Linked DNA regions of Homo sapiens: region 2 is linked to region 1. The links are chromatin loops, found by intact Hi-C in ENCODE. Cell type or tissue: endothelial cell of umbilical vein. All regions are shown on one strand. Links, peaks and the distances in the headings refer to the core of each region. The heading gives the core; the rest is flanking DNA.

Region 1 (2,823 bases), core at 22-2,521:
CTAAATGGACTGACTCCTGTTTGTGACTCTTTCTGCTCACGGTTGACATCACAAGGCACGGGAATCTAAGATTTTCACTTACTCTTTTCCTCGTTCGGTGTATACAGCAGAAGCCAGAAGCATCCCGTTGCGGGCAGATAGGATTATACAGATAGGGGCAGAGCCTACGGGCTCCTGGTGCCCTCCTCAAAGCCCACTTACTGGTTGTGTGACTTGGGCCAGTCACTTCCTCTCACTGAGTCTTACTTCCACCATATATAAAATAGGGATAATAATAGTACCTACCTCTTAAGGTTATCATAAGGATTAAATAAAATAACCCACATAAAGTTGCCTGCAGCATAGCAAACACTCAATAGGAGACTTATTTCTAAACATTTTTTTCTTTTTTTAAGACACAGTCTCGCTCTGTCACCCAGGCTGGAGTGCAGTGGTGCAATCTCTCGGCTCACTGCAACCTCTGCCTCCTGGGTTCAAGCAATTCTCCTGCCTCAGCCTCCTGAGTAGCTGGGATTACAGGTGCCCACCGCCATATCTGGCTAATTTTTGTATTTTTAGAAGAGACAGGGTTTCGCCATGCTGGCCTGGCTGGTCTCAAACTCCTGACCTCAGGTGATCTGTCTACCTTGGCCTCCCAAAGTGCTGGGATTACAGGCATGAGCCACTGTACCCGGCCTTATCTCTAAACTTTTATTAAAAGTGATTTTAAAATGTTTTTAGGGGAAGATATAATTTTGTTTATGTAATACAGTATAACATATAATATTCTATTAACCTTTGAAAAATATAAAATACGTAGCTCTACCGAAATATGTTGATTACCATTAAATATTGGTACCTAAGATAGAAATAAAACATCACAAATAGACTGGTTAATTAAGCCTTCTGCCATACATGTGGTGCTGCAAAAGGAAAAATAATGGAACTGTACTAGCACAGTTCGTACTACTATTTCTAATGGAAATACTAGTACTAAAAAGTGAGTTACAATACAAAATATATTAGAATAAATTTCTGCATAGTCTGTAAAAAGTAAACATATCAATTAAAATGGGCACAAAGCAGGCAGCAACATAAATTTGAATGTCTTTCTATAAAGGTAGTGACAGCACATGTAGCCAAATAAATAGTTCAGTAAAAGCTAGCATTAAGTACGGGAGTAAATTACTGCATTTGAAGGAATGCCAATATCATAGTCATGCAGGCAGTTATATCAAATATTTTGCAGAATGTTAGGATAAAGAAAGCAACAAGGAAATAGACTGAATTCCAACGGAAGCCAGCACTATAATTCATACCATATTCCCATAAAAATGAACAGACACATGAAAAAAAGCACCATAGAGGTTTCACTCTTTATTATCATAACCTAGGAAGAATTTTTCTTTAACACTAGCCAAACATCATGCCCATACCCTTTGTACTGCTGAATCTTCATTGCTGGCTGTCACTGCCCTAGAAATGGAGCTGACATTCCTTCAAAACAAGAAATCCACAATTTTAACAGACATATCACCACTATCTTTTCCTTTACAATAGAGTGCTTACTATCAACTCACTGCTATTTTTACTGTTTTCTCCAAGTCTTTGTAATTTTCTTGGTTGTTGCAAGATCTGAATACTACTTGGCAACCCTATTATGGTCCTTTCTCTCGAAGTCTTAAAATACTAAACTGATTTTAATGTTAGAGAGATGCTTGTATTGCCTTTGAACCATGAGTTATGCAAAAGAAAGAGAGATAACTATAAAGAGAAATAGAAATTATTACAGGGCTAATATAAACTCTACACGGATCAGCTTTGTGCCCTATGACACAATTAATTGTAAGATAACTCTTAAAGAGTGTTTTATGTTGCAGCATCCTGCCATTAGGAGGGTATCATAAGTACTATTGCCTGTCATTCACTACACTCCTTGCCTCCTGGTACTGAACTTTTTTATTGGTAGTATTTAATTTGACAGGGGATAATTTTGGGGTACCTCTTTCAGTGGGAAAAATACAAAGTATATGCTAACTTATATGATAGTTTAAATCATTTATGTATATATACACTTTAAACCCCAGGGAGATACTTTTTTTAATGGAGCCTATTAACCTGAGCATGACAATAACTAATTTCAGTGCTTTTAAAAACCTGGTCCATGGAACACTTGCATGAGAATTTCTTGGGGGTATTTGTTAAAAATCCAGATTCATAGTCTCCATCCCCTGTCCCCCTCCAAAATATACTGAACTAGAATCTCATTTTTGAGAAAGTCCCCATTGATCCTAGGCCCAGAAAGTTTGACAACAAGGGCATTTCAGCTTGGAGTTGTTCTTCCCTCTGCCGTGTCTCAGTGAGCATGTAAAAGCCGCCTGAAGAGAACAGTCCTCTTTGGTATTTGCCCAGATGGCCTATCCAGTTTTGGCTCTGCTGAAATCCCCAGGTTCTTTAAGCTCTTGGGTTTGAAATTTGACTTGTGATGTTTGCCATGGACCCTTCTCCTTGTTTGATCACCTTCCTGAACAGTCTTCTCTAGACAGTTACCTTTTTCCTGATCCGTTTTCTCATCCCCCAAACTGCACACACTCCACTGGCTGCTTTGCCCGATATACTCCCTTCATTTGGATACACCTCACCTGTGGCTCAGGAGAGGGAACTCCCTGTTAGTGGGGTCCTTCTTAGGCAGACTCTCTCCTCAGCTCAGACAAGCCATGGAAAGGGGTACTTAAAAAGATAAGACATGTAGCCTCCTCACTCAGGGAGTAGACCTGTAGGCATCCCAAAGAGGAACTTGTGACCAAAAAACATAAATTAGACTTCAGTGGGATGCAGAGTGGA
Region 2 (2,823 bases), core at 194-2,693, 50 kb before region 1:
CAATCTACCCACCTTGTCCTCCCAAAGTGCTAGGATGACAGGCGTGAGTCACTGCTCCTGGCCAACTGCTTTTCTTGAGCAACTAGTTTTATAATCTTGTGGGCATTTTGAATTATATAATTGAATGTGCTTCCTTTTGTTGTTGTGGTGGTTGTTCAAAAATTCAGAGGCTTACTTTTAGCCAGTGCCCAGACCCTATGGTGTACATTTTGTGAATTACTTTTACCCCAACTTCTTATTTTGTCTATTCTTAATTTCTTTTTGGTTGGTTACTTCACTTCCTTTATATCTTATTATACTGTATATATATTTTTAAGCCACCTTCAATATTTTTTGAATAGAAGAAATAAAGGAAAATGTAAGACATAATTATTCATGATTATGCCACAAAGACTAATTTTAAAATGAGGTAATGAGCTTCAAATAATCTAATCTGAAGATTATTCAATTTCCTTACCTCCACCATAATTACATGTATATTTTCACTATTTTACAATGACTGTACATGTAATTTGTATGAGTAGGAGATTGACAGGAAAGAAACAAAATGATGAGTAAAGGCTGAAGCCAGGTAAGCCAGGGTGTGGAAAGAGGGGAAAAAATGTAAGAGAGAGGGAAATATGCTGAATCCAAGAGAAAACAAGCGCCGTTCTTTCAGGTTGCAAGAAGTAGCATGGGTTGGAAGTGGAGAACTGGGAAATACTGATTCAAAGAGACTGCTGTATGGGAGGCAGGAAGAAAGTGGCTAGTTGTTCAAGAGATTAGCATTCCCACAGTATCCAGTATCTCTCCAAGTACTTTGCACACTGGTCATCATATAATTGTTTGCTGTAACCTCTTTAATGTCTGTCTTCCCCATGAGACTGTTCTGGAGGGCAAGGACTCAGTTTGTGGAATTCATCAAGAGCTCAAGTGTTTGTTTGTGTGACCAGCTGTTCTATAAAGAATAAGGAAATTTTATGGCTAGGTGTGGTGGCTCAGCACTTTGGGAGGCCACAGCAGGCAGATCACTTGAGGTCAGGAGTTCAAGACCAGCCTGGCCAACATGGTGAAACCCTGTCTCTACTAAAAATACAAAAATTAGCCGGACATGGTGGCGGGTGCCTGTAATCCCAGCTACTCAGGAGGCTGAGGCAGGAGAATCGCTTGAACCCGGGAGGCAGAGGTTGCAGTGAGCCAAGATCTTACTACTGCATTCCAGCCTGAGTGACAGAGTGAGACTGCATCTCAAAAAAAAAAAAAACCAAAAAACAAAAAACCAAAAAACCAAACTAGATTTTAAGTGATCAGTGAAGAAATCAGGGAATTTTCTAGACATCAATGATAAAATGGACTTTTATGAGTAAAAAAGGGTAAAAGAAGATGACTTACTAGTTGAAAAGACCAAATGAAGTAAGAGGTGTTTTCCTATACGATACTGATTCAGTCAGAGACTTCGCAGACTATTCAGTGTTGCTATTCTGGTGAGGTAAATTGGTTTCCTGTAGATAATTCCTAGTGAAATACAACATGAATGTGTCATTACAATCAATTGCTGACAGTTTTATGTGGCCCATTCATAAAATCATACTAAGCACTTTCCTATTCTGGTGTTCAGATACTAACCTCTGGACCTCTCTCTCCACCATCACCTTTTCTGCCACCATTCAGTTATTCCACAAATGTTTGCTAAGCACGTAGCAAACACTAGCCATTGTCCTAGGTGCCTGGGCGAAGAGTCCCATAGGCCTTGCCTTCAAGGAGTTCATAGTTTAAGACCTGGGACACTGCTTCAGAATTAGGTTATTAACAGCAACACAATTTTATGTCTACCATCTTGAGTATAATAAAAATATTGTAGGTGAGAGTATTCAGAAAGGTACCGACCATACCTGTGTTGGAAATTACAGACACATGGAGTAAAAGATAAAGTTTAGAAATTGTTGGTTTTGTCAGCTCCCATTTAAGACTTTCTTGTTCACTGACCAGGTCCTTAATCATTCAACAGAGACATAATAACTTTATTGGATGGAGCAATACTTCTTGCTAATCAGCATATACACACCCAGTGACCTTGCATGAAGAAGCAGCCTGTCTGCAGAAGATTGCATCTCATCTATACAAAGCAGGAGTGATGTTGTCAATGTGTGTGTGTGCATGCATTTATGTATCTGTATGCTTGTGCAGAGAGGGGAAGATGGGGGAGGGGATGTGGCTTTGTTACTTAGCTTGCTTGATTTTTATCCACAGTTATTAAGAGGTAAAACATTGTAGCTCAACCCCTAGAAGTGGTCGTTTGCTTTACAGAGAGGAAAATCTCTGCCCCCTTACCATGGCTTGCATTTCCAGCCCCAAAAGGCAAAAACAGGGAGCACGTAACTCAGTGGAATCAATAGCACGACCAGAAAGTCAATTCAGTCATATGATGGTGGATCAGTATCATCATTGTAAAGGAGAGGAGATCACTGTACTGTCAGATGCATCACTCTGACTTTCCCCCATCACTGTGGAAAAAGGAGGGAAAAAAGCCTTCAATCATAATAGGAAAGGTAAACAGTTTTTCAAACTTACAAACATATGTACATGTCTTCCTCTGTATCATTTCATGTATGTTGTTTTTATGTATGTACCTGTACAAAAAGATGTAAATATCACTTAACCTTGAGTAATATAATAATACATGTGAATTCTAATTTTAGTTCCACTAAGTATTAATAATTAATGGTAACTTCGTTGAGTGTGAGAATTCCACAAGGTTGCGTTAGAATTCTGAATGACATTTTGTTTTTGCTTTATTGGGCTTTGATATGTCAGACAAGAGAATTCAACTTTTCTCCTGTGTGA

Evidence for each region. Hi-C counts contacts between places; a loop is a spot of excess contacts. Peaks named below come from ENCODE experiments on the same cell type or tissue, not always from the same donor. Only the 100,000 strongest peaks of a DNase experiment are listed, where the experiment ranks them.
Region 2: a loop joins it to region 1, with 7 times the contacts of the local background. A loop is called at or near these places in 11 of 110 quality-filtered maps.

What each region holds. Positions count from the first base shown.
Region 1 is chr3:182,734,309-182,737,131 of GRCh38, reverse strand. No RefSeq gene overlaps it. Among named protein-coding and RNA genes, the nearest start is that of ATP11B-DT, 58 kb to the left of the region's middle. RefSeq lists a silencer at 2,685-2,823. In endothelial cell of umbilical vein, for the core only: no CTCF peak of the experiment used is centred there; a DNase peak (open chromatin) is centred at 1,281; H3K27ac peaks cover 596 bases.
Region 2 is chr3:182,784,011-182,786,833 of GRCh38, reverse strand. It overlaps ATP11B-DT (ATP11B divergent transcript), which reads left to right. Exons shown (of 3, transcript NR_187316.1): 3 at 1,969-2,823. Among named protein-coding and RNA genes, the nearest start is that of ATP11B-DT, 7.9 kb to the left of the region's middle. In endothelial cell of umbilical vein, for the core only: no CTCF peak of the experiment used is centred there; a DNase peak (open chromatin) is centred at 1,493.